3 separate regions of the Mus musculus genome follow, and regions 2 and 3 are each linked to region 1. Evidence: chromatin loops called from intact Hi-C (ENCODE). Cell type or tissue: heart. All regions are shown on one strand.

Region 1 (8,000 bases):
TATCATTGCAGTAGTTTGTATCTGGAATGTTTCAATGGCCCACAATTTTAAGGCTTTAAGATGAAAAAAATCTCTAAGAGATGGTCTGCTCACAACTACCTGATGGGTGTTGTGAATCTCTTATAAACATCACCTGTCAATAAAAAAGCCGATGGCCAATGAGCTGAGGCAGGAAGTAGGAGGTGGGACAATGGCAGGAACAGAGAGGATTCTGGGTAATAGTAAGGGATAAAAGAGAGACCATGTGAGAGCCGCGAGAGATTGGAGAGGAGATGGGACTGAGGAGAAATGAAAACCATCAGTGTTTGCACAGCAGGAGTCTGTGTCCATCCTCTGTGTTACCACCAAGGCCACGCAGACATCCCTGCTCTTAGCTGCCACCTGGGGCCGTGTTGATGTCCAAGGGCTGGCGCTCTCTCTCTCTCTCTCTCTCTCTCTCTCTCTCTCTCTCTCTCTCACACACACACACACACACACACATACACACACACACCTACACCTGAGTAGCACTGCAGAGCTGGCCCTGGTGAGGACTCAGTGAGCCAGCCCCAAGGCAAAAGGGCCAGAAGAGCTGGTCCTGCCTCTTGCTGGCTGCTACAGGCAGGAGACCTGCCCCACCTCTCACCTAGGCAAAGCAGGAGAGCTGACCTTTGTGGCACAGGGGCAGGAGAGCTGATGGGCAGAGCAACTCAGCTTCTAACTACACCCAGATCCAGGGTTTTGAGTTGACCACCCCAACATATACCCCATCTATGAACTGCTGGAGCGTGAGACGGGGCTGGTCCTGAAGACCCAACACTACAGGACCACGGTGACACAGGGCAACACCAAGATAACTGGACTGGCTGGTTTTGTGTGTCAACTTGACACCAGAGGGAATTATCACAGAGAAAGGAGCCTTGAGGAAATGTCTCCATGAGGCATTTTCTCAATTAGTGATCAAGGGAGAAGGGCCCAGCCCATTGTGGGTGTTGCTATTCCTGGGCTTGGGTTCTATAAGAAAGCAAGTTGCATAACCCAGGGGAAGCAAGCCAGTAAGCAGCATTCCTCCATGGCTTCTACATCCATTCCCGCCTGTGTGAGTTCCTGTGCTGACTTCCTTTGGTGATGAACAGCACTGTGGAAGTGTAAGCTGAATAAACCCTTTCCTCCCCCACTTGCTTCTTAGTCATAATGTTTTGTGCAGGGATAGTAATCCTAAGACAAATTGGTACCAACCTGACCATTCCTGTGACAACCTGACCATGTTTGGGGGAGGACTGTAGGAAGACTTTGGAAGTTTGGGTTAGAAGAGCCATTGGGATGTTAAGAGCTCTGTGGGATGTTGTGTAGGAGCTTGGGAGATGATGTTGAGAACAGTGCAAATGATGGAGGCCTGGCTTGTGACATTTCAGAGGGAAGATTAAAGGCTCTTATCAGGGCTATTGCTATTTTGATTGTGAAGATTCTGTGGTTTTGTTAGCTGGGGCTGAAGAATCAGCTGTGATTAACAAAATACTAGAACTACTAAAGCAAAAACTTTGCATTACTGGGACTATTGATGCTGGTTAGCTGGAGCTAAGAAATTAGCGGTGATTAAGAAGAGACCAGCATCATTGAGGTGAAATCTTCTGGGAAGTGTTTTCTGAGAGCACAGAGACTGTGTTCCAGAGATAGACAAGATTTTACCTTGTGCTGTGGCTGGACTTGGTAATGTGTAAGAGTCACCCAAGTGGTACTGGTTTTGAAGGCATGAAGGGGTTATGCAGAGCAGCTGAGGCTCGGCACTGTGAGAGGCCACGGAAGGCCATTGGTGAGGGTGTAGCCTCAGTTGCAATTGATGGCCCAGGACTTGAAGGGGTCACACAAGGGAGTTGATGTTTGGCACCATAAAGAGAGCTTATGAGAGGCCATTGGTGAAGCCCAGTTGCAGCAGAAGACAGCAGTGTTTTGGAGATGCCAGTACCATGAGATGACCACCAAGAGCAGCAACAGCAGTGGAGTGCAGGCAGCTGGAACCTAGAAGACAAGGTTTAGCTCAAAGGGCAAAGCTAGAAAGTGATTCAAGCCCTTGGAGGAGTCCCCTCCAAGAGCACTGGATATTGTTTGTTTGTTTGTTTGTTTGTTTGTTTGTTTTGAGACAGGGTTTCCTCTGTGTAGCCATGCCTGTGCTGGAATTCTGCAGACCAGGCTGGCCTCACACTCAGAGATCTGCCTGCCTCTGCCTCCTGAGCGCTGGGATTAAAGGCATGTGCCACCATGAGCCTTAATGGCAACTTGGTTTCAGTTCCCAGAACCCACGTGGCAACTCACAACCATTTATAACTCCAGTTCCAGAAGATCAGAAGCCCTCTGCTGGCCTCTGAGTGCATTAGGCACATATGCACTACACATGCACACATGCACACAAAACATCCATACACATAAACTTTAAAAAAATGTTTTTTTAAAGAAAAAATGTAAAGCAAGCTTCTAGACTCTTTTTTGTAAACATTCAGTCTTGCATTTCACTTTGGAAAGTGGCCTCTGTTATCAGCAGACTCATATGAAGTGAATATGAAAAGACACTCCCATTTAATCCCCCGGAACATACTTCTAACATTTCATAAAGCACTGTTAGAAGCTGACGGTATGGCAGAGCAGTGGTGGTGCACGCCTTTAATCCCAGCACTTGGGAGACAGAGGCAGGAGAATTTCTGAGTTCGAGGCCAGCCTGTTCTACAGAGGAAGTTCCAGGACAGCCAGGGCTACACAGAGAAACCCTGTCTTGGAGGAGGAGGAGGAGGAGGAGGAGGAGGAGGAGGAGGAGGAGGAACTAGAATGATGATAGAATAGATAGATAGATAGATAGATAGATAGATAGTAGTTAGACAGATGGTAGGGATAGATGGATATTATTGATAGATAAATAGATGATAGATAACAGAAATGTGTAATTATATAGATATCGGTATAATGATACAAAGTGACCACCTTGGGCCTTTCCCAGGACACCAAATCCCCACCCCCCCGTCTCCAAACCACAGAAAATAGTAGGGCTACATAAATATTCCTGGGGTAATGCTACATAAATATTCCTAGGATAACATGATACAACAAATGTCCATCGCTGATCTTCCAAGGTGAAAACGAATTGCTCTTGATGCACTGCGTAAGGGCACTGACCCAAAGTCAAAGACAGTTCTCACACACACACACACACACACACACACCACACACACACACACACACACACACACCACACACACACACACACACACACACACACACACACACACACACACACACACACACACATTCACATGCCCCCACTCCACATGACAGACTCTGCGATACAGGCTTTCTCCAAATGCCGCGAAGACCACACGGGGGCGCTGTCGGGCTGTGTTTTGCCCATAGTTCATCAACTTATCTCCCAAGCAACCAAGCCTTTGGTGGGCAGGGGTGGTTCAAGACCCGAAATGTAGACACATTTACAAAGAGGTGTGTCGGAGCAGCCAGCCTCGGTCCCACGCAGCATCAGTACCTGCAATGCAAGCAGCGGCAGGTCTGGGGATTGAGGGAGCACGCCACTGCACGGTCCACAGAAGCCAACTGTTTCCAGCCCCTGCTGACCCCATGTGTTGTGCTGAACATCCACCATGGTCCCTAGAGGAACTGTTTACAATGGGAAGCCTGGCGCACTCTTAACTCTCAGACTATCCGCATTGTAGAGTTGTGTTTATTAACCGTCTCTGACGTTTCACCAGCATCGGCTCCATAATAAAAGGCGTCCCAGTGGTCACCTGGATCATTAGCAAGTGTTATCCCCGATTCTGTGGTCCCAGGACCTGTAAGCTTTGCTTTCAAGAATAGGTTATAATGGAGGCTAATTTTTTCTGCCTCCTACGCAGTCAGCAGGACACTTCACTATCTGCCTTGTCCCAGAGACTCAGTAACCAGATCCAGAGTAACTCCCCTGGGCTTTCTCTTGCTTTCCAAGTTCCTGCAAAGCCATTATAGTACAGGGAATATAAGCACATTTATCCTGTGGCTGTTCTCTGCTCCCGCACTGGACACCTTTGGCCCAGGCGCTACTTTCCTATTTCCCTAGCCTGGAATACAGCATCGCGTGGGACTTGCCCAGAGTCTGTTTTATTTTTTATTTAAAATAAAGAGGGGGGGGTGTTAATGAATTCATTCTCTAAAGCACAAGCAGACGCTTTTCATTTCTCTCTCAGTTCCCATTTTGTGCACTTCCGCTTCTCAGCACATTGTCTTGAGAACGCGGATTCTGTACTTCCGTGGGTGGGCTCGCATTGCTTTCTTCCCCGGCGTTAGGGATAGATAGTCCCATGGCACATGTGTGCTCTGCCTCTGAGCTACAGGCACAGGCAGTCCTTGAGTTATGAACACGCTTCCAACATCCTTACTTTGTGATTGTTTACCACAAATGGAAATTTAAGTGAGGCTTCCTGGCCTTAGAGGAGGTGAAAGATTTTTCTGTTTGTTTAGGTTTTTTTTTTTTTTTTTGCTTTTGCTTTTGAAACGGTTTCTCTGTGTAGCCCTGGCTGTCCTGGAACTTGCTCTGTAGAATAGATTTGCCTCGAACTCAGAGACCTGCCTACCTCTGCCTCCTGATGACAGGACTAAACGTGCCGTGATAAAAGGAATTTAGTCCACTCATAGAACAATCTGACTATTAACTGACAGGATTAGATTCTCTTTTTTAAGACCTATTTATTTATTTATTATGTATACAATGTTCCGCCTACATGTATGCTTGCAAGCCAGAAGAGAGCAAAAGATCACATTACAGATAGTTGTGAGCCACCCTGTGGTTGCTGGGAAACTGGGCACCTCTGGAAAAGCAGCCAGTGCTCTTAACCACTGAGCCATCTCTCCAGCTCCAGAATTAGATTCTTATTCAAAATTTAATCTAATTACTCTCTTCTCCCTATATAAATCCACCAGTGTCGAGTTTACGCACATATTACTATAGATGCTAATTCTGAATCTATAAAATAAAAATATTATGGTTGGTTTTAATGTCAACTTGTCGCAGATTAGAATCACCGAATACGGAGCCTCGCCTGAAGACATGTTCTGAAGAAGTTGATCTGACTGGTGTGGGAAGGCCCTCCCCTGATTGTGGGTGGGCCTGGTAGCAGCTCCGATAAAAAGGTTGTTTTGGTAGGACGTTATCTCCCCTTTGTTCCTTCTGGCCTTCCCTCTCGCCATGAGTTTGTTTGCCTGGGATACGGATGATTCTCTCTGATGTCAGAATCAGTATTTATAAGTTGTCATCAAGACTAGGTACCAACAGCTCCCCAGGAACCTTCTGGACCTCTGTGTGCCAGACCAGTACTAAGCCACCCTGCCTTGGGGATGGAGCAAATATCAGCTGTTGAACTGCCCCACCCACCCACCCACCCCCACCCACCCACCCACCCCCACCACCCTCGAGAGACCATTCCTGAGGGACTAATGGGAGGCATTCAGCCATAAGGACCAAGTACTCAGGTAAGTCTCCGCTCTCTGCAATTCTGCTGTTGTTACTGTTTAAAGCCGGGAGGGCAATGTGCAAAAAGGATGACGCACAAGTGACTTAGTCACGTTTGTGAAATGTGAATAGTTCAGGAGAGACACGGCTAGAGACAGATGGTGTGGTCACTGTCACGCACAGCAAAAGTCACCCTCCGCATTCCGTCGGCAGGCTTGGCAAGAAGTACAGGGCACGGGGCCCAGCTGCTCTGTTCAGGTTCCTGGAATTCTCTCAGTGTTAAAAAAAAAAATGTAGATGGAAATTTTGAAGACATAGCCATAACAGAAAGTCCGTTGTGAAAGAGGAATGGAAACCTAGATTTCTCACCAAGAGGAAACAGAGCTGCAGTTCGTGCCAGGGCTCGAGAGGCCAAGGCAAGAAGACAAATGTAGGCTTAGGGGTCACCCGGGGCCACATGACAAGCCCCAGACCAGCAGGGTTACACAGCAAGATCGGGTCTCAAAAACAGCGACAGCTGCAGACCTCTGCATTCCTAACGCTGTGACCCTTTAATACACTTCCTTAGGCGTCCTTCTGTGTAGTGAGTCCTAAACATAAAATTATTTTGTTGCTACTTCATAACTAGTTTTGCTACTGTTATGAATCTGATGTAATGTAACATCTGATAATAACAATGTAAATATCCGGTATGCAGGCTGTCTGATATCTGATATTTAGCCCCTGTGAAAGGATTGCTTGGCCCACCCCCAAGGCTGATAACCACTGGGCTACAGGATCCTCGACACACCCAAAGGGATTTATAATCATTAATTTTGTTATTTTTATTATTTTTTAAAATTATATGAGTATAGGTATTTCACCTTCAGACATGTCTGTGCACCATGTGCATGCCTGATGATCTCAGAGGTCAGAGGAGGGCACTGGACCCCATAGTGTTGTGCCAGGGAAGTGTTAGTGATCCCCCCAAAAAAACCAGACAGGAGCCAATCTGATGTAACTCACAGCAGGGTCTTTATTCGAGCTAGCTCAGGCCTCCCCAATGCACCACCATCACTCAGGATGGTTTTGGTAGTGGGGGAGCCCCGAATGTCTATGAAGCAAGACTTTAGAGTAAGCAGCAAGCAGGGAGTGTGTGTGCAAGCATCTCATTGGCAAGCTCCTGTGGCCTTTAGCATAATTGGCTGGTGCTGGGAGTCACATCATAAACTTAGATTCTGCTCCCCTCTGCATTGGTGGTCGTTAGGCAGGGGGTGGGCTTGTAACCTGGGGGTGCAGGTTTGTTGGGGGAATAACCTGGAAATGCTGGTCTTGTTGGGGATTACCCTAGAGACTAGAGCTAGGCTCGGGTTTTGTTGGGGGGCAACTTGGAAACTCATGCTAGGTACCAGCCTGTCAGTTTACCTGAGTTCAAACTCAGGTCAGGGTCTCTAAAATGGAGTCTGAACTTACAAGATTTGGCCTCTCACTAGAACTGAAGTTACAGACAGTTGTAGGTCACGTGGGTCCTCCGGAAAAAAGTAAAGTGCTTCTAACCACGAAGCCATCTCCCCAGCTCTGCTAACCACGAAGCCATCTCCCCAGCTCTGCTAACCACGAAGCCATCTCCCCAGCTCTGCTAACCACGAAGCCATCTCCCCAGCTCTGGGGTGGTTAATCTTGTCACTTGTTTGGCTTGAGAAAAAGCCAAGAGAATATGCGTGGAGGTGTCACCAGAAGACACTTCTAGATGTGATTAGATCACAAGGATTCTGACTAGATTAACAGGTCATCTCTGACCAAACGATGGAGCCATAGTCTTATGACACAATTGGGAGACGGGGCCTACTTGAAGAGTTGGGTCCCCGGGGTGTGCACTTGGGGCTATATCTTGCCCTGGGTCCCTCCTATGCTCCCTTTGTCTGGTCCCTGGCCACCACGATGTGAGCTGCTCTGATTCTACACATCTCTGCCGACATCTCTAAGACGGTGAGCATCCTTCCTGCCTTAGGTTGCTCTGACAGCTGCTTCTGCTACAGTGGTGCACAAGTCACTGATGCAGGCTCCTTGGTTGGGGCTTGGTCTTGCACACTGTATATTCTAGATGCTGCTGACTTCTGGGCACAGAGATGTTAAAGTGATTTTTTATTCTCCTGTAGTCATGGTTGTCTTGGAGGCTTTCTGCCTCTGTCTGCTAACCTAGGCCTAGTCCTGGAAGCTTCTAGCTGCCATACAATCTTATCTAAGCCTAGGACATGTCAGTCTCTGGCACTTACCGCTAAATAAGCTCACCCTCCCTTGTTCCTTCTGATCTCTGACTGGCTGCTTCAACTCAGCTGTTCTGGCTCAAACTCCTCTCCAAGCTGACTGATTCAATCCACTTCTCTCTTGACATCTGACTTTTTGCTCTGCTTGGCCTCAAACTAACTCTAGCAATCTGTTCTAATCCTCTGGCTCCTTCTCAGTCTCTGGCTTGTTCTGTCTTCACCCGTGTCCTCTCTCTGTGACCTGTCACTGTAAAGCTCTCCCAGGAAAACTGCCTCTTCTTCTTCCTCCTCCT
Region 2 (8,000 bases), 57 kb after region 1:
TATTCAAAAGAATGTCTCTGTAAAGAAATAATTATCAGGTCATTAATCCAACCAGTTTACTGCAGGTACTTTGGAAATAATCAGAAGTCTGTCTTGACCAAGATTAACACAAAAGCAATAAGAAAGTAGGTCATTAAATAGGGAAATATATGCTAACACTTAAATGCACACTGAACAACCTGATTTAAGACTTCAAGTCTTTATTACAATAAAAAAAAGTACTTGTCAGGCATGTGCCTCCAGTTCATAATGCCAGTGTTTGGAAATTCAAGCCAGCCAGAACTATATAGTTCAAGTGCAGCCATTAGTACATAGTTAAGAAGAAAAGGAGGAGGAGGAAGAGGAAAAAGGATTAAAAAAAGGAGAGCTGAATGTAGAAAACCCTCAAAATTTCTAAGACAACTAGGAAACTCCTCTTTAATTTCATTCTTCATTAATTACTTCTGTTTCAGTGCTATCAAATAGCCTCAATAAAGGCTAATTGGAACTATGGGAGCTAAGGGCAAAAAAAAAAAAAAAAAAAAAAAAGTCAAAATGACTAATCTAATCACCCAAAATTCGGAGACTTTACTACAGATCAAGAGTTCCCTGTCACTCCTGAACCTGCCTGCCAATTTCCTACATTATAGGAATTATATCTAGCTTCACAGTTTCTCTTCAGTTTGTTAGCATCAAAACAAGACAACTCAAAATGTATTATCTGGGCTGGAGATGGCTCAGTAGTTTTGTTCCCAGTGCCCACTTAGGTGGCTCACAGCACCTAGGTAACTCCAGCTCCAAGGAATTCAATGTCCTCACCTAGCCTCTGAGGGCACTCACACACTCTTACCATTCCCTAACCCAAACACAGGCAAAAATAAAGCCAAGTCCTTTTTTATCCTAAATTTGAAACATGTTTTCTTAAAGACTTTTAAAAATGTTGCAAAACCTAACTTACATTTGTCTTCTTACTCGGAAAGCTATATTTAAATCATGGTTTCTTTTCTAACTTTAAAATAACGAGCCCTAAATTCTAAAATTAAAATCATAGTTCAATAACAACGACCAATCATAAAGTAGGCAGCTACACTCAAACCCAAAGGGATTTCACCATAGAAAATTATACTTACATATCGATGAAACTGTGTAAAAGACTGAATCATGTAGAATCGGTGCATGTATACTATAGCAGTATTGATCGTCAGTTGTGAGCTGAAGTGCTCGAGTTAAGGTTCAGAAGCAGACAATATAATCTCCCCCCAAAGTAACAAATGGCCAAGCTAAACAGATGATCCCACAGGGGAGTAAAACTTAACTCTTCCAACCCAACAGCAGATTCGTTTCCTTCTCTAATGAAATTAACTGCCAATTGACAACATGTGCTCTACCTAACGGGTACTTAATATGAACTTACTGACTGAATAAACAAAACAAGTAGCAAGTTGTAAATCAGTACAAACAAAGCTGCATACGACCTCAGGCTTCCTGTCCTGTCACTTGCCTTCTGCAAAGACGATCCTTTAGCTCAGGACAACTTCATCACATTTACTTTTGGCCATAGCATGAGTATGGTGGTCAGAGGGCAACTTGCAGGAGTCGGTTATCTTCCCACCCGAGTCCCAGGGATGGAATTCAGGCTACCAGGCTTGACGAGAAGTGCCTTTACCCGCTGGGCCATTCTGTCAGGCCAAGAATAACTTTAAAATTTTAAAGTGTATCAGCATTTGCCTGATTCTATGTATGTGCACCAAGGGCATGTCTGGTGCCCACAGAGGTCAGAAGAGGGCATGAGATTACCCTACAACTGCAGCTATAGACGACTGTGGGCTGCCATATAGGCCCTGCCTAAACAGTAAGTGCTTGTAACTGCTGAGCCATCTCTCTAGCCCCACAAAAAATAACTTTTTAAGGATATTTACCAGGCCTTCCCTTACTAGGCTCTTGGAACTTTTCTCTCTCTCACCTTCTTAAACTTCAATAATTAAGTTTTCCAGTTCTACTTTCTTTTGGGGGGGGGCGTGGGGGAGGTGAGGAGGTGGGTGGGCAGTGTTCAAGGCAGGGTTTTTCTATGAATCCTTGACTGTCCTAAAACGTGCTGTGTAGACCAGGCTGGCATCAGAAGTAGAGATCTGCTCACCTCCCCATCCTGAGCAATGGGATTCAAGGTACGCACCACCACACCCTGCTTAGTTCTGATTCCTTCAGGAAATATTACATGACCTCTGAAGTATAAAACCTTTGAAACCATTTGATAGTCATCCACTGAAAATAAACCCCTGCCTTCCTTTGTACGGGTACCATTCCAACCTCCCCAAAACGTAAGAGTACTTATTCCCACAGACCTCAGCAACAGTCTGCATAGAAGTGACAATATGATGGCGGCAAGCTTAAACACACATTTAAAAGGTGCCGTAAACACAGACAGAAACTCAGAGAGGTTTGATCGTGCACTGACCAAATGCTTGGGAAACTGGATTTCAATAGGAGACAACTGGCAATAAAGAGAACACCTATACAACATACAACCTTCAGACTTAAAAACACTAGAGACCTAAACTCTGCACTTTTTTTTCTTTCTTGGAGACAGGGTCTTACATGGAAATTCTGGCCTGCTTCTACTTCTCCAAAGCTCAGATCAAAGGCACAGGACACCAGGCCTAGCCCTCAGCATCACTCTTAAATAAATGCTACATAAGTGGAAGTAAAATAAAAAAAAGAAAAAGAAAAAAAATATATATATATATGGACAACGGAAAGAACTTTAAAACTATTAGTTTTGCCACAAGACTGTATTTTCATAAGAAAAACTGGGAGGGGGGAAATCACTAAACTACATTACCTCTAAATTTTGAAACCTAATGAATAAACTATCACTAGTGCCCAAAGAAGCAAGGACTTAATATTCTGAAAACTACTTTAAGCATACCAACTTGTATATCCCCTCCCCCCAAACCTAAGTTGACATCTTTTTTTCCTCTTAAATTCCATGAAACAGCTACTAGAACGTTTGAATATCAAGCGTGGTGGCAGACATTGGGACATTTTGTTTTAAACGAGAATCTGACAGGTTAGCCAGCTAGTGAGAGAAACGGGCTTGGAACCAAAACTGGGGCAGCAATTCCAGACCACCTTCATAAGTCCTTTGCGTACAGAATTTCCCGAAACCCTTTTTATACACTTTGGGGAGGCAGAGTCGATAGCGAAACGTCCTAAACGGAGCCTTAGGTCACAGCAGAAAGAAGACTCTCAAAAGCCACTAAAACAGGGCAGAATCCAGAGGACGGGGGCTGGGAAGGAGCAGCGAAAACACAAAGACAGGAGAGGTACGAGTCGGCAGCCCGGCCGGTGGCACCGGTGAGCGAGCGGGAAATTGACTCCGCCTCACTTCCCTCGCGCGAACAGTGGCTCGGCCAGCGAGCGCCATTGTGGGTTCTCCCAACTTAGACGCCCAGCTCCTGCCACCACCCCACCCGCTTCTGTCCCCACCAGCGTCGCCGGCCCGGACGTCGAAGCATGGCCGGACGCACTCCGAGGCCGATGGCCTAGGCCGAAAGGATACACGTTCAGACGTTGTCCCATGTCCTGGAGGAGATTGGCCGCCTGCTGGCGGTAAGAGAGTTCTTTATCGGAGTCCACGCCAAAGCGACGCGACGGGCTGTTCTCCAGCTGCTCGCGAGTAAAATACCACCGCTTGTTGTTGTTCTTCCTCTCTCCCTCCATAGTGCTTCAACCAAGAGGCAGCGGCGGGGGCTGCGAGCACTTCCCAGCGTCACCGGAGCGGCGACACACATCCGCCGTGCCGAGACTACTGCGACGTGACGAACTTCCTCCAAGGGGCGACCACCGAGGTTGTGACACACTTCCGCCCAGAAAGCCGAAGATTCCAGCGCCGACTTCCGGAATGACCCCTCCGACACCCCGTAGACGAATCCACAGCCAGTCCGCGGCTAAGAACGGACCGGCGGCCGGGACGCAGGATCCGGTCGTGTGACCGCCAGGTGGGCGGGACTATCTGACGTCGTTCTTTAAAGGTCTCGTCTTTCCGCGCGAGAACTGCGGTAAGGGGGCCTCACCGGCGGGCCTCTAGTTAACGCTCGCTGCGCTTGGCTGGGTAGTTTCCGAGGACGTGCGTGATGGAGGCCCCTTTGTAACACCGGGCTTACGGAAAAAGTGGCAGGGGAAATAGGCGAGACTCTCAGAAAACCGAGAAAGGACGAGACAGTGAGTGGCCCTGCCCCGTGCAGAAACGCGAAAGCCACTAAAAGGTTCCTGGGTTCTTAGCTCCGGCATGGAGAACTCCGGCGCGTTTGGAAACCGCTCTCCTATTTTGTAGCAGCCTTTCCTCCCGTTTCACTGCGGCCAATCATCTGGAAGGAATAAAATCAACGCCACTGAGCTTCGTTTGAGTGTTTGGGGGGGGGGGGTAAAGGGGCCTTTTTTTAAAGATTTATTTATCTTCATTTATGTATATGAGTACTCTGTAGTGGTCTTTAGACAACAGAATTGGGCATCGGATCCCATTACAGATGGTTGTGAGACACCATGTGGTTGCTGAGAATTGAACTCAGGACCTCTGGAAGAGTAGTCAGTGCCCCTACCCGCTGAGCCATCTCTCCAGCCCCGGGTAAAGGGGTCTTTTTCTCTCTTTCCTTTCTTATTTTTGTCATCCCTGGAGCTCAGAGGGGCGTCGGGTTTTGCCCGAGTGCTGGGATTAAAGGCTTGCACCACCACCCCGCCACGCTCAAGGACACCACCGATCGTTTATCGTTTAGGTCTGGAGGCCTTTTTTCTTTTGCATTCTTTTCTCTTTGTCAGTGAAGGCGATAAGCTTGCAGGCTCAGATTCCAAACATCCAGTCAGGGAGGGCCCAAGGTTATGCAAGCTCCCCTGCGCGTCAGGTCAGTAGTTCTAGGAAACCCACCCCGTAGGGAAAGGTTATCAAGCGAAGGAGATCAGGAGATAATTTGTGTCCTGCATTGGGGAGGATTATCAGAAGAAGGAGATCAAGAGATAATTTGTGCTCTGGCCTCACTCCCAGGTCCACTTTGTGAGGTTGTAAAAAGCAAGCTGGGGCCGATGTCCGCCTCAGCCTCCTGGCTGCACCAGGGTGTCTCTGTCCCCGGGCCTCGGTCGCTGCCTTGAACTCGGTATTGATGTTCACACAATCCCAAACTCTAGATCTTTTGTTTACCAAGAGCCCACTGTATCCACCCACTAGCAAGGGGATTGGCAATCAATCTTGAAGATTTGGGGTCTATTTTTTTCGCCAGAAGTCCTCTGGGAAATGTGTCTGCATAAATGAGGGTCCCCTCGAGGTGGCTTAGCAGGTAGGAGAGGCTGCTGTCAACTCTGGTGTGAATTCAATCCCCGAGAACCCCCCCCCCCCATCATAGATCGAGGAGAACTGACTCTAGCCAGTTATCCCCTGACGACCTCAAGTGCCCCAAGGCTAAATAGTTTAGAAGCCCAAAAGTATCCTAGGATCTGCTCATGGATGAATCAAAACTGCCTCTACCATGTGGAAAGTTACCACCAGCACCATGTGGAAATTTTCTAAGTTCAAGGCCTCTGTTAAGTCGCAGCCCCGCTCCAGCTTTCCAACCTGAGCGGGATATTTACCTGGGATACATAACAAGAGCCAGGACTACATAGAGAGATCCTGTCTCCAAAAAAAATAAATTATATATATAAAAAAAGAAGTTCCCATGTTTTATGTATGTCACTGTCTCTTTTTTCAGTTTTTTCCTCTCATATACACCCCAACTGCAGTTTCTCCTCCCAGTCTTCCCCAGCCTCCCCTCTCCAAGATTCCTTCTTCAGGGAGTTTTTTTAATTTAAAAACTTGAGTGTATATACATGTGCTGTGCATACACAACATAGCTTTCACATGCCTCAGTGTAAGGCTAGACATCAGAGGATAATTCTAGAGCGTCCTTTCTACCACAGGACCATGTTTACCAAAGATTAAACATGGGTCATCAGGCTCAACTCAGACACCTTTACTCAACCGAGCCATCTCACACACCCTCAAAGCCTTTTGAGATAGGATTTTCACTGTAACAGCCCTAGCTGTCCTGCAGGCAGGCAGATCTCTGAGTTTGAGGACCAGCCTGGTCTACTTCATGAGTTCCAAGACACGGTAAAACCCTGTCTCAAAAGGGGAGGGCTTGGGAGGATGCTGATAGATAGGGAATGCCACCTGGCTACCGTACACAGCAGCTCACTACAGCTGTGCTTACCTGCACCAGTCAGGCCAGTGAAGAGTCCAGCAAGGACAGGACAGGGGTGATGGCTGCTGAGGGGAAAGTGACCACTGGCCAGTTGCCCATGACCCCACACCCATGTGCAGCTAGGCAGCACTAACTAGAGTCACTGAATAGGGAAAGGAGGCCATGCAGTTAGGAAGGACAAAATGGAGGGCATCTGGGGGAGATGGAAGAGGTGGGGGTGGATGCAGATGATCAAAATACATTGCACAAAGTTCTCAAAGGATGACAGCAGTTTTTTTAAAAGGTAATGAGCAAAAAAAGAAAAAACAAAAAATAAAAGGTAATGAGCCTGCAGGCCATCAGTGTTAGCTCACACTTTTAATCCAGGACTTGGGAGGCAGAGGCAGGTGGATCTCTTAGTTAAAGGCCAGTCTGGTCTACAGAGTGAATTCTTGGACAACCAGAGAAACCCTGTCTCCAAAAAAAAGAGAGAGAGAGAGAGAGAGAGAGAAAGTGTGTGTGTGTGTGCACTGCAATTTGAATGTAACGTAAATTAATTAAACAACTCGATAAGCCCGGCTGTGCTGGCACACACCTTTAGTCTCAGCACTCAGGAGGCAGAGAGATTGGTGGGTCTCTGTGAGTTTGAGACCATCCTAGTCTATATAACAAGTTTCAAGATAGCTAAGGCTACATAGAGAAACTCTGTCTTGAAAATAAAAGAAAAAGTAATGATCCTTGATACCTCAAGCTTCCTGGAATTATTTAGCTCACGCAGTTGCAGCTCCATGGAGAACCCACAAATCCTGTGCTCTACTGGACAAAGGAACTGCCAGTTACGGTAACGCTCCAAGCCTTTACCATGGTTACTAGAACCTGGAGCTCCAGTGTAGACATTCTAAAGAGAAGGGGATGCTGAGATGGCTTTCTTCAACTTATATCTACTAGGATATCAACATTACTTTCAGAGTAAAAAGAGAAACACAGCTCAAGAAACAAGTAAGGAGGACTCAGCACGGTGGGCAGAGGGCCATGCCTTTCCTAAGAGAGTCTTAGCCACTTCCGAGTCATTTCCTTTCTGAGCAGAGTTAGAGATGTTCTTTCATGACCAATTGTTAGCACAGTTAAGTTTGCACAGCAGGGACAGCCGCCACTCAGCTCCACTTCCTGTTACTTCATAGCATTATTAAGATACATAGTTTGAGCCAGCCAGCACTCAGGAGGCAGAGGCAGGTGGATCTCTGTGAGTTCGATTCCCAGCAACCACATGGTGGCTCACAACCACCCGTAATGGGATCCAATGCCCTCTTCTGGTGTGTCTGAAGACAGTGTCAGTGTACTCACATACATAAAGTAAATAAATCTTTTTTAAAACGTTGAAAGCATAAAGGTGGAGGAGAAAGGATCTCCGGTAGAACGGAACGGAAATGTAATGAAGGACAGACATTAAGTGTGGCAAGGCACTGAGCAAGGCATTGTGGGATGGGGAAGCGGAGCGGAGAAGTAAAAACCCAAGATTGAAGCATGGCAGACGGCTCGCTCCCCGGGTACGCACCCACTCTGGTCTTTCTAATTCCACCAAAGTTCTGTTTATCTCTCCATAAAAACCCTAGGAACCCTTAGTCTTGTATCAGCATCTCTTTCCGGCCCGCAAACCCCACCCACCACCACCGCACAAGGTCTCAGCATTATGTGATGAGACTATTCTTGCTTTCAAATGAAGAAGTCTTCTGTCCCCTCTAGTAGAAAGCACATCCTTTAGAAAACTCACAAACTGCCCGCACTCCAGGCCTGTAGTAGCCTCTCCTGGCT
Region 3 (8,000 bases), 97 kb after region 1:
ACCAGGAGGCCACTAAACCATGACATGCTGCTGGGAGGAGAGACAGGGAATGGTATTAATACCACTGCGTGGCCACAGCCACCATAGTAGCCTGTGACCTGAGCGCTTCCTACAACTCTGGTCTTCATTCCCACCATCTTCCCCCCCTTCTCCCTCTTGCTCCAGCCCTGCTTGCTTGCTTCTCGTTGTGGATGGTTGTGAGCCACCATGTGGTTGCTGGGACTTGAACCCATGACCTCCGGAAGAGCAGTCAGTGCTCTTAACTGAGGAGCCATCTCACCAGTTCCCATTCCCACCGTCTTGATAAAACTGCCCCAGGAGAGGCAGCTGCACCCCCACTCAAAGGTAAGGAACACAGACACATGGAAAAGACCCAGCAACCATATAAGTAAAGGATCTGAGAGCTAAGTTTTTAAGAGCACTCCCCATACTTCTGAAGGACTCTGGTTCAATTCCTAGCACCCACAAAGCAGATCTTACAACTGTTTATGGCTCCAGCTCCAGGGGCTTTGACTTTCTCATGCAAACATGCATGAAAGCAAAACACCAATGCACATAAAAGCATATTTTAAAAAATTGAGCTGGGTGTGGTGGCACACGCCTTTAATCCCAGCACTCGGGAGGCAGAGGCAGGCAGATTTCTGAGTTCGAGGCCAGCCTGGTCTACAAAGTGAGTTGCAGGGCAGCCAGGGCTACACAGAGAAACCCTGTCTCAGAAAAGAAAACAAAACAAAAACAAACTACACACAAGCCTAATACATCTTGTCAACAGAATATGTTCTGCTGTGAACTGTTGATCGTTGACCTCTACACAAAAGGGATTCTTTCCATATCCTTCCTTCCTTCCTTCCCTCCTTCCCCCCTCTCTCTCTCTCTCTCTCTCTCTCACACACACACACACACACACACACACACTCTTCAGCAAACTAAATTCAATTTCTCCCACAGGTCACAGTTTAAACGTTACTTCCTCACGGAAAATTTCCCAGCCCCACCCCTAAGACTACGTTTGGTCCAGTTTAACCTCTGTTCATCTCCTCCACAGTACTTATTGCCATTATAATTAAATCATTTCTCGTTTAACGTACGCCTCCGTCCCGGGGACTACAAGCTTTGTGCATGTAGAAACTATACCTATTTTTGTCAGCACTTCATCTCCAGAGCTATTGGGGCTAACAGTAGGTGCTCAATAAACGTAGGAGCAAACAATAAGGAGGAAAGGAGGGAGGGGAGTGCGGCTCAGTGGTAGAATGCCTGTTTAGAACACACAAGGCGTTGGGTTCCACACTTAGTATCACAAAGAGCTGGGTGGAGAGCCGACAAGGAGAAAGAACATGAATGCTTTAGAGCAGTCCACATGGAATAACTAATAACCCAGCTAATTCTGACAGTCCAGGTCCCGTGTCTTCCTCATCACACCTGTCACACCAGCCTGTCTGCTGTTCCCCAGTATGCCAGGCTCTGCCCAGGCTGGTACCCTGGTACTTGCTGTTCCCAACTGGAATAGGAGCTCCTTTAGGTCACAGCCCAAGTCCCTTATCAGCTCTGCTCTCTCACAGCCTTTTAAAATAGCAACTCCCTTTCCTGGGGCTCCGTATCTCCCTCCCCAGCTTTATAATTTTTCTCTCTCCCCGCAGCTCTTATCAGCAACTGCCGTTCTATAATTTTCCTTTTTCTTATTTGCTCGTCGGCACTCCTAACAGCCGTGCCAACTTGGGAGAGCCAAAGATTTGGGTGTTTGGTTGTGTCCTGTGGTGCCCGCTGCTCCTCAACGTTTGCTGAGCGGATGGATGGCCGGCCACTAGCTATATTATATTTTCTCTCTGTCGTAAACTTCCAATATCTTTTCACATGCCTAATTTCATGTCTTCTTCACCAAAGGCCCGTGAAGCTTGTCCTACGGCCTCCCAGGGCAGATTTGAAAGAGAAAAACAAAAACAAACAAACAAACAAACAAAAAACGGAGAGCTGACATCCAGAGCAGTTTTCCATGTTTCACCCTGGTCGTAAAGACACCGGACAACTAAATCGGACTAAGATCCTACATTTTCAGAAAGAACACGCCTTGGACTGGGTGGATGACACCATGACAATCACCTTACCACGTCTCCCGGCTGAGCCCAGGTTGAGAGTGTGAAAGCCATTTACGCCAACCATAGACGACGCCACCATCAGAACCAAACTCCTCCATGCTTCAGGGCACCCTGAGGGGGCCCTTGTCCTTACACTGAGCTGGCAGCACTGACATTTGTACTCACTAGGGAACTAGAGAGAAGCTTACACAGCAACTGCCCCAGGTGGCCCCAGAGCCAGAGGCTTAGGAGGGATAACAACACTCCAAGCAGCTGCCCCGAGGAACCCAAAGCAGAAGGAAAGCCAGGGGCTTCTTCACACTCCATCTCTAGGTCTCCCTCAGCCACGTTCTGCCAGCGCCCCTACTACATCCACAGGGCAGCATGCCCTTCAACTTCTTAACACCAATAGCACCATCTTGAAGGACAGATCAGAAGTACAAGATTTCAGGTCAGGCTGGCATTTGGAAAAGGTCACCAAAGAAAGCCTGGAAGCAAGATCTTGGGCACAAGATCAGGTTTCAACTCTTAAAGTGACTTGTCAGCCTGCTGAGACAAGGGACAAGCTATCCACCTGTCTCCACCTCACCTGAAGTACGAGAGGGGAATGGTCCTGATGAGACTCCTTAACAATTCCCTGCCACGCTACACACTGTAAACATTAGTTCTCCACTATAAACATTAGTTCTCTCGCCGTACAAACCTTTGAATGCAAATCTCTGTCAGTGTCCAAGAGATGGAAAGACAACAGTCATGAGTAAGAACGTGTATCCCTCCAGCCAGTCAGATGCCTGCCTATCAGGCCCCATGTCCCCTGCTGTCAGTCTCCAGAGCTGCTGGAGACAGAACACAGAATGCAGATTCCCACTATGTCACACACACACACACACACACACACACACACCCCTCCCCAACAGGCTCCACACATCATGACATTTCTCTTCCGCCTCTTCCCATTCTCCAGTCCCCTTCCCCGTTCTTATCTCGCCACCACTACCACTGGCCCAGATCTCTATTCCCAGAGGACCTGTTTCTGGCTGTGTTCCCAGCCCCCTGGAAGCACATCCTTGCATCTGGCTCATACTCACAGAGGAAGGGGCAGACGCTATCAGGGAAACATATGACCCTTCAAGAACACTCTGACTCCCCAAGGGGATAACTCTGTAACTGTTCAACCAAATGACAAACGTCCCACCCTGGGCTCTCAGGCACTGCCCACCCTAAAGGACTCACAGGGCTCCTCTATGCCAACTTCCTAGAGCAAGAAAACAGAAGGCATTGTTCCAAGCCACAAAACTTCTATGTTCCCCGAATCCCCCTGTGCACACCGCATCTCTTTTCTGCCTCTGGGCTCTTGAGCCTTGTGCCTCTTGACCCCCTTCTCCCCTGAGTCCTTTGCTCTCTCTCACAGATGTGCTATTGCATATACAACCAGCTCCCACAACCAAATCATATCCACTCAGCCCCAAGTGCCATAGTCCCAGGGCCAGACCTCAAGTCCCTCCCAAATCCTGGTCCTTCCGCCTGAGACCAGGGTCTGAAAGTCAAGGCTTGGCTCTGCCCACGACTTTGCCCAACCCTCATCTTTCTGGCCACCTCTCAGCCACCACATCCCCAGGGTCTTTCCACCTCTGCCCTTGTTGGCAAAATGATTTAAAAGTCTTCAGAAAGTTCATGCTGAAGATTATGCGGGGGGGGGGGGGGGGGGACGACCAACAGGCGATGCTGAAACCCAGCCCTCTTAATTTCCAGGCCCTTCCAGATGTAGAACTTCCCCAGGGCTTGTATCTGTAGGTTCAGGGCAGCCTTCTTCCCAAGCCCTGGTTCTCCCTAAGGACCAAAAAGGTTCCCACAGCCAGCCAGTTCCAACCAGACAACACCCCATCAGGCCCCCTGGCTACAGAGACACTCTGGGGAGACACAGGTACCGAAAGGCTCTCCCACCGCCTAATCTTAGCACCTCTGGTCTTTCAGGCAGGCCGCTGGGCCTACACTGAATAAAGTCTGCCCACACCCCACCCCACCCCTGCCCACCTCGCAACAGGCCTTGGGGAAGTAGGCATTGACACTACCCTTTCATTCCAAAGGTTCAGGGCGAGGGCAGGGCGAGGGGCCTCCCTCTCCTCTCAGCGCCGTCTCAACACTCCAAACTCACCCCCACATCCCCGATGCCAACCTCTGGGGGCATCCCCTCCCCTCGTGCACGCCTTCTCCCCTTCTCTGGGCAAGCCTGAAAACTCTGGCGAGTGCAGGAAGGAAAGCTCGTGGCGCGTAGCGAGCGAGGGTGGCAGCTTCCAGAGCTGCCCCCCCCCCCCCCCCCCCGCCGGCCCGCAGAGCCCCGGGTCCCCATGTCCTCCAGCACTTCCCAGGCGCCCTGCAACTCTTGGGACTCCGCTGTCGCCGCAGGAGCCGATCCCCCACGCTTACCTGCTGGGGGGGGGGGGGGGTAGGCGCCTGCCCTGGGCCACCGCCCCGCCGCGCCGCGCCCGCGGGCTCCGGCCGGGAGGGCCGGCCGTCCCGCCGTCCTGCTCCGTGCCCGCGCGTCCCCGCTGTCCCGCCCGCCCGCCCGCCTGCCGCGCGGCAGAGCCTCCGGCCCTCGCCCCCTCCCTTGTTGTCCAGCGCAGCCGCCCTCTACCCCGGATCCAGAAGTCCCCTCCCCGCCGGCTCCCGGACTCCCCGCCTTAAAGGCACAAGCTCCTTTTGTCTGGGCACCCCCTCCCCCTCCCAGAGGCGGGGGCACAGCTGCCCACTCCCCTCCCCGGGGCCCGGGTCGGGTGAAGGAGGCCAGCGTCCCGCGCGCCCCCTCCCCTGTCCGCCGGGTCCTCCCCGGGTCTCCGACGAACAAGCGACCACTGTTCTGGGCTTCAGACCCCGCGGGAGGGTCGGTGAGCCCGCCCGCTCGCCCGCCCGCGCTCCAGCCTCCACCCAGGGCGGCATCCTGCAGGGTGCCCTCCACCCTCACCCGGGGGTCCTCGGAAGTCGGCGAAGCCACCCGCAGGCGGCGAAGATGCCCGCCCCGCCCAGAGGGTCGGCTTCCTTCCTGTCGGGGTGCCCTGCGCCCCCTCCTCACCCCATCTTCCTCCCGGCCCCAGCCCCCACCGTGCCCGTTCGCCCTCCCTCTTCACCGCGGGCCCCAGCGGGAGCTGAGTTTAATAATTAATTAAGATTTCATTCCACAAGGCGCCAGGTGTGTGCGCCTGGCACCCGCTCGCCCGCACCCCACTTCTTTCCGCTTCCCCAACCCTCTGGGGCGCCGGGCCCGACGCAAACCTGCTGCGCACAGAACCGGATCGGGCTGCAGGCAGGGGCATTCTCGGTGCCGCCCTCTGGCCCCACGCTCTCAGGGGCAGCCCTTCCCCCGCACCTGCCAACTGGCAAAGTCCCTCCCCCGGCACCTTTTACCTAAAGGGTTGTGCTCCTTTGATGTGGGGGGCTGGGGTGCATTGCCAGGTTCATGAACTGAAAAATTGTTCCGGGATGTTTATTTATTTCCCTCGCAAGCAGCTGCCCAAGTTACCTGGGAGATGGGAAAATCATGTGAAAGCTACTTTAACCCTTTGAGGGGTAGAGTGGTGGAACCAGAGAGAAGGGCTCATTCGGGGGACGTGAGTCTGGCTTAAGCTTGCCTTGAGTCCCCTCCCCAATCCCTCCGCCACACCCGTAGCTACAGCCCCACCTGCTAGTCCTGTCCCGCCCTGCCTCCGAGACTCAGATGAGCTCCCCTATAGCCTTGTCTTTCAGGACCCAACTGTCTAACCACCCCAGATCCAATGTAGGATCCTAAACTCAGGTCAACACTTGTGGTAAGGAAAACGTCTTTGAACTAATCCCTTATCCAACGTCTATCACAAAGGCTGTAGACGCCTGGCATAGTGGCACACGCCTTGGTGGATCTCAGAGTTCGAGGCCAGCCTGCTCTACACAGAGAGTTCCAGGACAGCCAGGGCTACATAGAGAAACGCTGTCTCAAAAACAAAAGCAAGCAAACAAAATTATTGTGAATACAACATCCCTTACTATCTCAGAGCCTCATCCATAAAATGGGTATAATCCTCCTGCCCTTTCTCACAGGCATCTCAGGTTCAGATCTCAGGTTCAGACAGGAAAATGCTGGTTGTGATATTTGAAAATGAGAAAGTAGAGAGCTGGAGACGGCTCGGTCCTCAGTTTGGCTCCCAATGCTTACCCCAGCTACGTGGAGCTTCACATCCTCTTCTGGCCCCCAAGGCACTGGAACACTCATAAAGACGAATTAAAATACATATTTCTTTTTTAATGAGAAAGCGGCCGTATATTTTGCCATGCATGGCTCTTGGCTGGTTGGACTGTGCAGTGGCTTTTGGGATCTCTGCCTGACTCGTCTCTTCACACAGCCATTGCTTCCATTGCTATCTAGACTTCCTTCCCATCAGAATCAGGAGGACCCCATGGTTCCCTTTTTGAAATAACGTAGCTTGGAACCAGTGGGGTGATTGCAATAGACAATTAATTGGCTTGGCAATTAAGAACACCCGCTGAGTCAGGCGTGGTGGCGCACTTCTTTAATCCCAGCACTTGGGAGGCAGAGGCAGGTGAATTTCTGAGTTCGAGGCCAGCCTGGTCTACAAAGTGAGTTCCAGGACAAGCCAGGGCTACACAGAGAAACCCTGTTTTGAAAAACCAACACCCCCCCCCCAAAAAAGAACACCCGCTGCTCTTCCAAAGGGCCCAGGCTCAGTTCCATGCACCTACCTGGCAGCTCACAACCAAACGTAATTCCCCTTCCGGGGGATCTGAAGATCAGATGGGCACCAGGCACACATTAAGTTGTGTCACCACAGCCGGCCAAAATTGTGTGTATGTGTGTGTGTGTGAGCTAAGGAGTCGGCTCAGTGGCTAAGAGCACGTGTTGCGGGGACCCAAACGTGATTCCTAGAACCCTCCTGGCAGCTCACAACCATCTGTAACTCCGGTCCCAGGAGACCCAGCACCCCCTTCTGACCTTGGCAGGCAGCAGGCACACATGTTGTATATGAGCATACATTCAGGGAGAACCCTCATACACAAAAAATAATGGAAATGTTTTTCAACAGAAAAAAAAAAGTAGGTGGCTTGGCATGGTGGTGCCTTCCTATAACCCAGGTGTTCTGGAGGCAGAGGCAGGGGGATCATAGCAAGTTCAGAGTCAGCCTGACCTATAATCTATCGTCCAAGCCAGGCAGGCCTGTATATTGAACCCCTATCTGGTTTACAGAATGAGTTCCAAGACAGCCAGGCCTACATATTGAAACTGGTCCCATAAAAGCTTTGGGGAGCTGAGGTGGGCAAAGGCTAAAGGCTCTGCCACCAGGCATGATGACCTGAGTTCAGTCCCCAGAGCCCACTCGGTGGAGGAAGAGAACCAACTCCTCCAGGTTGTCCCCTGACTTTTTACACACAATGTACCATAGTACACATGTACCCATACACACATGCACCCATACATACCCACACATACACACATGCACACATGCACAATACACACATGTACACATACACACATGCACCCATACACACATGCACCCATACACACATGCACACATACACACATGCACACATACACACAGGCACAATATACACATGCACAATACACACATGCACAATACACACATGTACAATACACACATGCACACATATACACAGGCATAATACACACATGCACATATATACACACCCACAATACACACACCCACACATACACACACGCACCCATACACACATGCACATATACACATATGCATACACACACGCACATGTACACACATGCACACGTGCACACATACACACATACACACATACACACATGCACATGTACACACATGCACACATACACACATGCATACACACATGCACACATATACACATGCACCCATACACACATGCACATTAAAAACATGTACACATACACAC

What was found. Hi-C counts contacts between places; a loop is a spot of excess contacts. Peaks named below come from ENCODE experiments on the same cell type or tissue, not always from the same donor. Only the 100,000 strongest peaks of a DNase experiment are listed, where the experiment ranks them.
Region 2: it touches region 1 in a loop (5-fold over the local background); 8 of 42 quality-filtered maps call a loop at or near these places.
Region 3: a loop joins it to region 1, with 5 times the contacts of the local background. A loop is called at or near these places in 18 of 42 quality-filtered maps.

The regions. Positions count from the first base shown.
Region 1 is chr15:98,507,282-98,515,281 of GRCm38, forward strand. No RefSeq gene overlaps it. Among named protein-coding and RNA genes, the nearest start is that of Snora34, 8.6 kb to the right of the region's middle. In heart, CTCF peaks have their summits at 3,365 (motif pointing right), 3,567 and 4,787; DNase peaks (open chromatin) are centred at 3,530, 3,960, 4,240, 5,800 and 1 weaker place; H3K4me3 peaks cover 544 bases.
Region 2 is chr15:98,563,938-98,571,937 of GRCm38, forward strand. It overlaps Ccnt1 (cyclin T1), which reads right to left and starts at 3,799. Exons shown (of 9, transcript NM_009833.2): 1 at 3,539-3,799; 2 at 1,110-1,191. The coding sequence starts at 3,699. 4930415O20Rik (RIKEN cDNA 4930415O20 gene) reads left to right here and starts at 7,067. Exons shown (of 4, transcript NM_001201322.1): 1 at 7,067-7,187. The coding sequence starts at 7,109. 9330020H09Rik (RIKEN cDNA 9330020H09 gene) reads left to right here and starts at 3,387. Exons shown (of 2, transcript NR_028442.1): 1 at 3,387-3,588; 2 at 3,702-6,927. In heart, a CTCF peak has its summit at 3,587; DNase peaks (open chromatin) are centred at 3,884, 5,004 and 6,264; H3K4me3 peaks cover 4,113 bases; H3K27ac peaks cover 2,835 bases.
Region 3 is chr15:98,604,706-98,612,705 of GRCm38, forward strand. It overlaps Adcy6 (adenylate cyclase 6), which reads right to left and starts at 27. Exons shown (of 21, transcript NM_001368413.1): 1 at 1-27. The coding sequence starts at 26. In heart, no CTCF peak of the experiment used is centred here; DNase peaks (open chromatin) are centred at 1,616, 3,146, 3,496, 4,726 and 2 weaker places; H3K4me3 peaks cover 6,052 bases; H3K27ac peaks cover 6,001 bases.